2 separate regions of the Homo sapiens genome follow, and region 2 is linked to region 1. A link is a loop called in an ENCODE intact Hi-C map of the cell type or tissue named here. Cell type or tissue: psoas muscle. All regions are shown on one strand. Each heading gives the region's core, and the rest is flanking DNA. Links, peaks and the distances in the headings are about the cores only.

Region 1 (5,373 bases), core at 161-5,160:
ACTTCTGTCTCTGGGGCCAGGCGCGTTGGCTCATGCCTGTAATCCCAGCACTGGGATGCCAAGGTGGGCAGATGACCTGAGGTCAGGAGTTCAAGACCAGCCTGGCCAATATGGTGAAACCCCGTCTCTACTAAAAATACAAAAATTAACTGGGCCTAGTGGTAGGCACCTGTAATCCCAGCTACTCGGGAGGCTGAGGCAGGAGAATCACTTGAACCCAGGAGGCAGAGATTGCAGTGAGCCGAGACTGCGCCTGGGCAACAGTGCGAGACTCCGTCTCAAAAAAAGAGTTATGTCTCTGGGAACAAACTACGTATCCACAGCTATGTAACAGTTACCTCCATCCTTAGTGAATCACAATGTACATCCAATTATAAATGATGGGAAAACTCCGATATCAAAGGCTAAGTTAACATGTATGTGATGCTTGGTGCATGCAATAAATTCCATTTTTTATTATAAGCAGATATACTGGGGTTTTTTTTAACTAACAGAATATCATTTTACCTTCTCCACTAAATAAATGTTGTACAAATATTTAGAGAATATTGACATAAAGTGGCACCAAACTGGCCTGCTTGGGAGGTCCTTCTGTCTCCATCTGGCCCTGCTTAGCTGAGATCCCTCCTATGGCCTTTCCAACATGGTGGGCAGGGAGGGGCGGTGGGCCTGGCACGCTCGGTGGGCCGACGGTGCCTGTTGCTGGCTGCATCGGCCGCAAGGAGGCTCTGGCCAGCAAGACCGGCTGCACACCTAGAGGGAGGCTGACTGGAGGTATTACTCCTAGAGGGGCTGTGGTGGATCTTTCTAAGCCCACACTTGACTCTGTCCACACAGAACTCGCCTGTGTGTGGTCTTTGGGGAGGCTGCACGGGAGCAGCATACTGATCAGGCTGGAAGGAGAGAAAGAAAGAGAAAAAACACCTTCAAACAGCAGAGCTTCATATTCGTCGTTGGCTCTAAAAGACCCAAGAACACAGATGTGCACAGGCCAGCCCTGAGATAGCCACACACCATGACACACAAAAGACACAGAGGCAACGTGTATGCAGAGACAACCTGCAGACAGAGACAGCTCACAGCTGCTGGCGCAGAGCAACACTCGTGTCCCAACACATACACAAAGCACAGAGGCAAAAGCCAGCATGCCAGGCAGACAGAACCAGCCCCAAAAGCCCCTTCACATGCCGGACAGACACACTTGCATGCACGTAGGTACCCAGCACCTGCACACAGGGATGTGCCCCCGCACGCGCAGCGGTGCTGAGACACACTCCCGAGCACACCCCACAGCCACTCTGAATGCCTCATCCTTGGCAGGTGGGAGCAGGTGTCTCCTTGCAGGCGACCCTGCTCCCCACCTTCTCTCAGCCTTGAGGCCAAGGGCCAAGGGCCGTCGGACCCCCTGCTGTGACTATAGTGGGCATGAGATCTAAATGACCCAGACCTACCCCACAGGAGGGAAAAGAAGGTCCTGACATTTGTTGGCTCACTCCTCTCAAACCCCTGCCACTGGGCAATTCAGTGCGTACTGGAATTGCCAAGGGATCGTGCCACTGCATTCCAGCCTGGGTGACAGAGTGAGACCCCGTCTCAATTAAAAAAATAAAAGAAAAAAAAGAAACAAACAAAAGAGAATTGCCAGGGGAGTTTTTTGTTTGTTTGTTTGTTTTTGGGTTTTTTTGTTTTTGAGACAGAGTCTCACTCTTGTTGCCCAGGCTGGAATGCAATGGCGTGATCTCGGCTCACCACAACCTCCACCTCCCGATTTCAAGCGATTCTCCTGCCTCAGCCTCCCAAGTAGCTGGGATTAGAGGCATACGCCACTGCACCCGGCTAATTTTTTGTATTTTTAGTAGAGACAGGGTTTCACCATGTTGGCCAGGCTGGTCTTGAACTCCTGACCTCAGGTAATCCACCCGCCTCGGCCTCCCAAAGTGCTAGGATTACGGGCGTGAGACACCGCACCTGGCCAGGGGAGATTTTTTTTTTTTTTTTTTTTTTTAATGACTGGTGCCTGAGCCCCACCCTCAGACTCTGATTCATGGATCTGGGGAGGGCACCAGGCCTGGGTGGGTTTTTAACACTCCCCAGGCTACTCTAATGTGCTCCCAGGGTTGAAAATTACTTAGGCTTCCCAGGGTCTTGCGGGCATCCCTGGTCTCCGCAGGACTGCCCCAATCAACAAGATCCTGAGGGTGTGAAGGTGCCCCCTCTCTGCCCTTCAGCTCGCCAAGGAAGCCCTTGCCACACTGGGTCCGACCCACCCACCACGAAGACCCTTTTCTAAGTGCTGGTGGCACTTAGAAAAGGCGCCGGGCACGCCCATCTGCGCACTGCGGCTGCCCCCTGCTGGACAGAGCCAGTCAGGCCCAGCTGCTGGCATGACCTGCCTCTCCCACACAGGGCAACCCCAGGCTGAGCTGTTAGGGGAGCCAGAAGCACATGACCCTCAAGAGAAGTCCCCACACCTTCTGCAAGAGTCCACAAACCGTCAGCTCTGCACCCTCCTACAAAACCCCAGCTACCTCTCTGGTCCCAGCTGTCTCAGGCCTAGATGATCACAGGTATTTTCCTTTGTTCATCTACTCAGTGGTAGCCAGCAATGCTGTGCTGGACTGACCAGTCCTGGCAGCTGGGGCTGCAGAGATGAATAAGGAAGGGAACTGACAAGTCCTCCCATGCCCAGCCATCTTCCAACAGCTGCCCAAGCCACCTTCCTCCAGCTGCCTATGTCCTTGCTACTCCACAGCCCTTGGTGCTCCCTCCTGCCCTTAGGATAAAGCCCAGGCTCCTCACAGCCGGGCTCCTGCTGCCCAGAGCACATCTCTTCTTAGTCTCCCGGAAGGCCTTCCACCCTGGGACTGCCTGGCAAACTGTCATTCGCAGTTCTACTTTCTACTTATGCCACCTCCTCCAGGAAGCCTTCTCTGACCTCCTCCCTCCACCAGCCTTCATATCCATTAGCCACTACCTCCTCTTTTCCCCTGAACATTACATACTTGCCTCTTATACTGATTCTCTGTTTATGTGTCTGCCTCCCTCCGCTCTAGACTTGGGGTTCCCGGTGGGGCGGGGGAGGTTCAGGGACCTGGGATCGATAAAGGTCTGTAGAATTAATGAAGCCTTCTCCAACCTGCCCAGTCCATAGAAAGCTCTTCTGTCTCTGGGTGCACCACACCAGTAGGCTGAGTGCCTCCCTCAGAGAAGCAATCCCTAGGGCAAGGAAGAGAAAAAATAACAGCTATGACACTACTAAAGCACATGCTTACTAGGTACCAGATGTGTATTCGATTCCACATGTTTTACATATATCAATTCATTTAACCCTCACAACATTATTATGAGCTAGATGGGAAACCTAAGGTACGGAGAGGTTAGATAACTTGCCCAAGCAAACATACAGCTGTCAGTCTAGAGCTGGGATCCTGCCCAGGAGTTGGCTCCAGAGGCCATACTGTTAACCATGTTAACCACATTTTCCGGTTTTTTGTTTGTTTGTTTGTTTGTTTGTTGTCGTTGTCTTCTTTTTGAGACAAGGTCTCGCTCTGTTGCCCAGGCTGGAGTGCAGTGGCACAGTGGCTCACTGCAGCCTCCACCTCCCAGGCCTCAATAGATCCTCCACCTCAGCTTCCTGAGTAGCTGGGTCTACAGGTGCGTGCCACCACGCCCGGCTAATTTTCTTGTAGAGACGGGGTTTTGCCATGTCGCCCAGGCTGGTCCCACTCCTAGGATCAAATGATCCACCCGATCACCCGCCGTGGCCTCTCAAAGTGCTGGAATTACAGATGTGAGCCACTGCCTGTGGCCCACACTTCCCTCTCAAGGGAAGAGAATGTTGGTGGAGAACCCATGTCCATTGCGGCCCTGAGCTGCCTCCCAGGCACCTCCTACGGGAGACAGGAAAGGTCTTCGCAGGAGAGGCCAGACCCAGATTCCCTAGCCATCCGCTCTAGGGCTGTGGCTTCTTTCACTTCCTTCTTAATTTTTCCAACAAGAACAGATGCCACTGCAGCTGACAACTGCCTGTGTGAATGGAAAGGCGGATCCAGCCCCTCATTTGTCTGGTGAGAAAATGAAATTGGACAAGGAGGCAGCTGAGCTTCGGGAGACCTGGAGGATCCAGGGGTGGTGGCAGGCATAGGAGGGCACCCAACAGGCAGGGAATGCAATACAGGGACAGGATGGTAGGTCTGAAATGCCCCAAGACCCTCTGCACAAGCCCCTGCCTCTAACACTTTTTTTTTTTTTAAGATGGAGTCTTACTCTGTTGCCCAGTCTAGAGTGCAATGGCACAATCTCAGCTCACTGCAACCTCCCCCTCCTGGGTTCAAGCGATTCTCCTGCCTCAGCCTCCTGAGTAGCTGGGACTACAGATGCACGCCACCACACCCGGCTAATTTCTGTATATTTCGTAGAGATGGGGTTTCACCATGTTGGTCAGGCTGGTCTCCAACTCCCAACCTCAAGTGATCTGCCCGCCTTGGCCTCCCAAAGTTCTGGGATTACATGTGTGAGCCACCACATCCCGCCCTCCAATACTTTCTTCCTTTGTCTCTCCCTCTCTTCTTCCCTTCCTTATGTCCTTCCTTTCTTCCTTCCAGACGTGGTGAGCAACTACCAGATACTCCCCCGTGCTGGCTCCTGGGAACACAAGGGAGAAGGAGTCACTAGCATCGTACTCAAGGAGCTCCCAGTCTGGAGAAACAGACAGGGCCAGACCATCAGTGAGTGCTATGATGGAGCAGATTCTGAGGTCCATCTGTCTGGGCTCCTATCAGCTTCCGCCACTTCCAAGCTGTGTGAATTGCACAAAGTATTTAAGTTCTGCATCTGTAAAATGGGATACTCAAGACACCTGCTTCACTGAGTGTTAGAAGGATTAATGGAGTTAACACATGTAACATGCTTCGGAATCGTGCCTGGCACACAGCAAGCTCCTTCTACCACATCTCCCAGGAATGTAGCCCCTCACCAAATCCCAGGATCCTCCTTGCTGCTGTTCCTTTTACTCCTCTGTTGTTCCTCACACCCCCTCACAATCTAGAAGTAGCCCCTGAGGTCTAATCACTATCCCTCCGGTTGCAAGGCACTTATCATCCACAGCAGATATTTACATGCACCACCCATAATAGGCATCACACTGAGCTCACCAGGGGAGCTGTCTAAGCATACCAGGGGAGGGCCCCTGGTGACTCCGAGACCCTGGTCTTGGGAGAGGATAAGAGTTTGGCCTGGGGTAGAACAGCTCCCTGCCCCAAACCAGGTGTGTCTGCCTCACCAGTCACTCAGGCCTGGGGTGGTAAGTGGCAGCCCTAACTGCAGAAAGCTGCCCCACCACTGGCTTCTCAGCCAGACAATTCTTATTGATAG
Region 2 (5,373 bases), core at 61-5,060, 880 kb before region 1:
CTTCTGCCTAAAGGACTTCCTTTAATATTTCTTATGATGAAAGTCTGTTGGTGATGAATTCTTTATGCTTTGTATATCTGAAATAGTCTTATTTTGGTTTTGTTTTTGAAAGTTATTTTTGCCGGGTTTGGAATTACAGGCTGACACTCTAATCACACATATATTAGGTTGTTTAATGTTGAACCACAGATCATTGATGTTCCCTTTTAAAAAATTTGATTTTTTGCCGGGCACGGTGGCTCATGCCTTTAATCCTAGCACTTTGGGAGGCAGAGGTGGGTGGATCTCGTGAGCCCAGGAGCTCGAGACCAGCCTGGGGAACATGGCGAGACCCCATCTCTGCAAAAATACAAACAACTAGCTGGGTATAGTGGTGTGTGCCTGTAGTCCCAGCTACTCAGGAGGCTGAAGTGGGAGGGTTGCTTGTGCCTGGGAGGTGGAGGCTGTAGTGACCTGAGATTGCACCACTGCACTCCAGCCTGAGCAACAGAGTGAGACCCTGTCTCAAAAAAAAAAAAAATTGATTTTTCTTTCTGTGTGTTTCATTTTGGGTAGTTTCTATTGCTGTGTCTTTATGTTCACTAATCTTTTCTTCTGCAATGTCCAATCTGCCATTCCTCCCATCCAGTGTAATTTTCCCCTCTGTTTTTGATCTCTGTAAGTTTGATTTATGTCTTTTTAATATCTCAATCCTCCACTTAATTACTATTATTAACATCTATGTACATTCTGAGTCAGTTTCAATTAATTAATTAATTAATCTTCATTATAGAGCATATTTCCCTGCTTCTTTGCATACCTGATAATCTTTGATTAGATGCCAGACATTGTAATTTTTACCTTTTTGAGTATTTTTGCATTCCTTTGGATACTCCAATTACATATACATTAGGAGTTCTTTATATTCTTGGTTATTTTTGCATTTCTACAAATATTCTGAACTTTGTTCTGGAATGCAATTAATTTATTTGCAGGAAGAGTTTGATCCTTTTAGGTCTTGCTTTGAAGATTTGTTAGGTGGGACCAGAGCGGCATTTAAATTTAGGGCTAATTATTCTTCATTGTTGAGGCGAGAATCTTCTGAGTATTCTACCCCATCTCGCACTAATTATGAGGTTTTCTAGTCCTGGTGAGAATAGATGTTATTCCAGGCCTTGTGTGATTGCTGGGTACTGTTTCCTCTATACCTCTGGATGATTACTTGTTCAGCCTTGGGTATTTTCCATATACACATGTGCTGATCAGTACTCCGATGAATACTTGAAGGGGACCCTCTGCAGGTTTCTGGGGTTCTGGCTGTCTTTGTAGGTCTCTCTCCTATTGAGTGCTCTGTCCTGCAAATTCTTGTCTTTGTCTTTCTGGACCCCTAGCTCTATCTTCCCAATTTAGGATGTTTCCCAGGCACTACTTCCATTCCTACTTCCTGTGATGCAACAGAGAAACTCTACCAAGACAGTATGCTGAGATGATTTTAGGGCTCACCTTGTTTGTTTTCTGTCTCTAAGGGATACTATCCTTTGTTTTCTGATGTCCAGTATCTTGAAAACCATTGTTTTATATAGTTTGTGTGTGTTTTATTTGTTTGTTTCAGGCGAGAGGATAAATCTGGCCTCTGTTGCTTCATCTTGGATAGAAGTAGGTGCCTCTCTCCATGGCTTTAAACACCATCTATATGGTAATGACTGCCAAGTTCACCCCTGAACTTCAGACTCCTATATCCAACCTGGGATAGTCATGGCCAGCACCTCAAACTCACCATGCCCAAAATGGAACTTTTCACTGTCCTCTCATCAAATCTTTCCTTCCTGCCATCCCCATCTCAGGAAACGTCACCTAGATGTTCAGGCAAAAAACCTTGGACTTATCTTTTTCCTCTCTTTCTCTCACATTCTATATAGCTCTACCTCAGTAGCTCTTTTTGGCTTGAACTTCAAAATGCATCTCAAATCTGAGACCCTTCCATTACTCCCACCACTGGTTAAAGCTCCTGTCACTATTCACCTTGAACCTTGCAATAGCTTTCTAGCTCCGAACCAACTGCGTTCACGCCTCATCCCTCCTGCCGTCTGTTTTTCCTTCAGAATCCAGTGAGCCTTTAAAACTTTTAGCCCCCTCGTGATTGTTCAAAACCCTCCACTGGCTTCCTAACACAACTTAGAACAAAGCCCTAGACCCCTGTCGTAGTGCACAGGACACTATCTGATATGGCCTCTACCGCCTCTCTTGCTTGCTCCACTCTGACCACCCAGGCCTTCTCGCTGTCACTTGAACATGCCAAGGACCCTCCTGTGTCAGGGGCCACTTCCTTTCCCAGTGCCAGAATTGCTTCTCCCTACACATTTCCCCATCTCTTCATCAATCTCAGCTCAAAATCATCCCCCTAGAGAGCTCTCCCATAGCTGTCTGATCTAAGATAGCTCGCTCCCTGCTGCTGCTTCTCCCCTACTCTGCTTGATTTTTCATCATAGAACTTCTCTCCACCTGACACCCTACATATTTACTTGTTTGTGCATTTATTATCCCTCTTTCCGTGGAATGTAGCCTTTATGAAGGTGAGGGCTTTGTCTTGGTCGCTGCTGAGTTCCCTGTGCCTATTACAATGCCTGGGGTAAAGTAGGTGCTCAATGAAGCAGATTGAGCGAATGAATGAGTGCTCTTCTTGGCCACTAGGTACGATCGACAGGCTGTGTGACTCTGGACAAGTCCTTTGCCATCTCAGGGCATGTCTTTTTTAGGTGGGTGCTGGCTAAAAGCCCTGGCGTTTGCTGTTCAGTTCCCCACCACGCTAGGCGCCACACTGGAGGGGCTGGGCGATGCTGGCCATCCCGCGCTTGGAGGCTCTGGGCTTCGGATAGTCACGATTACCACCAGAGGGCGCTCGATGCTCAGATTACGGACCAGGGGCTCTGGGTAGGTAGACGCGTCACTGAGACTGTATTTAGGACCTGGGTATACAGGTGGTGTAAATGTGTTGGGGAATGGGGAGGCATTTCTAGGAGTCCTGACTCTGGGGTTCAGGATGTGGAGTCTCAGTTCTGCAGCTCACCCTCCCATGCTTGCTCCGCACCCACAGACAGACCCTGGGGAAAATTTTCACCTGTGTCTTCCTGGGGAAGGAAAAAACGGAGTCCACTAGCATGGAAACTGTTTGGGGGGGGTGCTCAGTGGCTTTCCACATGTCCTAGATCCCAAGATCTCCTTGTGGCTTTGGGTAAGACAAGTAAACCTCCTGGCATCACTGAGCAGGGTGGCCCTATTGTCCTTGGGGTCCCTCCAAGGAGCCAGAAACCTGGCAAGCCCGACCCAGCCTCCCAGCCGCCTTTAGGGCTGAGTCCTTCGTTGTCCCTCCACAGGTCAAGGAAGACCCCCTTCCCCAGACTGTAGATGGTTTCTCAGGATCCCAGGGCTCTCGCAGGGCAATCTCAGGCAGGAGTGAGGAGATGCCTTCTGAGTGGAGAGGCTCACCTGTGAGCAAGCTCATTTCATTCTCTCAATTAGTCGCAGTGTTTTTGCTATTGACTCACATTGCAAATGGGGATACCGAGGCCCAGAAAGTAGGAAAGACAGTGAGAGGTCACATATCAGCATGTGGCACATTTGGTTCCACTGCTCCCTCTGTTTTGTGTGTGCTCAATGCCTCTTTGGGCCATTCTCTTTCCAGAGAGTTATCTTTCCCAGCTCAAACACAGCCTCTGAGCCTTTGTACTTGCTGTTCCCTTTGCCTGGAACATCTTTCCCCACGATCTTCAGGTGCCTGGCTCCTTCATGTCACTCAGGCAGCAGACCAGATGCCACCTCCTCAGAGAGGACTTCCCTGACTATACCCTGTCTCTCTCTATCTCACCAGCTTGTCTTATTTCCTCTACAGCACTTAGCACCATCTAAAATTAATCAATTTCCTGGTTTCTGGTCTATGCTATGTTTTCCCCATCAGAGTGAAAGCTTCACTGGGACAAGGACCCTGCCCAAACGCGTTCCCAGTGGGCCACATTTCACCTATGGCACACAGTATGAGGAGACCCATGGATATTGAATGAGTGAGTGAGGGGGAGGGAGAGTTGCCTGTCACCCATGCGGGTCCCCAGACAAGGTCTCAGTAGCACAGAGTCACACCTGACCCCTTCCTGAAGGTCCAGGCTTCATGATGCTCTGGGGCCGCTGTGCCCACTTCTCTCTGGGGTTCTTCCTTCCCCATCTGCACCCCGATGAGAGGGATGCTCCTCAGACAGGCAACCATGGAGTGTTTGATTTAAGAACAGCCAACACCAATATGTGGGAGAAGGAAGGAGGGGAGCAGTGGACCCTGAGGGTGGGCTGCAGCCTATGGTGGTCTGAGGAGTGAAGCTTCCAGGATCTGGGGTACAGTTGGCCACACCTGTGATTGCAGAGGTGCTGATGCCTTTGTGTTTCAAAACTCAGGCTAAGTGTGTGCATGGACTGTTTAGCCATAATGACTGCCCTCTGTGAGATGGTCAGAGGACCTGTCTTGCGAGGAGCTGCAGAGGGCATCCACTTCACTATGTGTGAGTGCCAAGTGCTCCTAAGCACCAAGAATGCTGACTTGCAGGATGGCTTGGTGACTGGGTGGAGAGCAGACAATGGATGCAGCAGGAGAACGAGTTGTGTTTTGGGCCAAGAGGATCTGGATTTGAATCCTGGCTCAGTCACTTCTGTGCTGTGTGACCTTGGACAAGTGACTTCCTCTCTCTGAGTTAAGAAGAAATGAACTCTGAGAACTGTGTTTTCCTGGGACTAGCTCTGAAACTCCACCCTCCCAGGCTCAGCTTTTCTGTCTAGGGTTCCTGGTCACCATTCAAAGCCCAGTATAAAGCGCCCCTCCTTTGGGAAGCTATATCCCCATCCCATACCTGGAGGTTCAGGTTCCTCTTCCTCTGGGGTCTCTCTATTCTGCCTGTATCTACAGCACATTGGTGTTGTCTGTTTTTATGTCTGACTCCTTCCCATGATGCTGGAGACCCTGGCAGGCCGGCAGTTGCATTGTTCATTTCTTCATCCTTCCTGCCCAGCATGGGGATGGCACACCGTAGGTGTGGTGGTGATACTGAGTGAGTTGGGTCCCTGAGACTGGGTTGATTTCTCTGCTCAAGGATCCCTCAGGATAAACTTGTCATCCTCATCACCCCAACATGACTCCTCGTCTAGCAATCCCTGCCCTCTTTACCACTTCAGTAGGGTTGCCCAGAGTGAGATAACATCACCAGCAGCACCTAACTTACCGTGTGCTAGGCATGGTGCCACACACTCACGTGTGTTATCTCACCCAGTCCTCATGGCCACACTATGATACTATTTTCATACCCATTTTAGACATGAACAAACTGAAGCTCAGGGAGATGAAATAGCTTGCCTGAG

The links. Hi-C counts contacts between places; a loop is a spot of excess contacts. Peaks named below come from ENCODE experiments on the same cell type or tissue, not always from the same donor. Only the 100,000 strongest peaks of a DNase experiment are listed, where the experiment ranks them.
Region 2: a loop joins it to region 1, with 6 times the contacts of the local background. A loop is called at or near these places in 21 of 110 quality-filtered maps.

What each region holds. Positions count from the first base shown.
Region 1 is chr1:37,432,124-37,437,496 of GRCh38, forward strand. No RefSeq gene overlaps it. Among named protein-coding and RNA genes, the nearest start is that of LITATS1, 40 kb to the right of the region's middle. In psoas muscle, for the core only: a CTCF peak has its summit at 2,362 (motif pointing left); a DNase peak (open chromatin) is centred at 2,348; H3K27me3 peaks cover 1,137 bases.
Region 2 is chr1:36,551,140-36,556,512 of GRCh38, forward strand. No RefSeq gene overlaps it. Among named protein-coding and RNA genes, the nearest start is that of CSF3R, 71 kb to the left of the region's middle. RefSeq lists enhancers at 2,601-2,800, 2,941-2,990. In psoas muscle, for the core only: a CTCF peak has its summit at 2,853 (motif pointing right); a DNase peak (open chromatin) is centred at 2,862; H3K27me3 peaks cover 2,801 bases.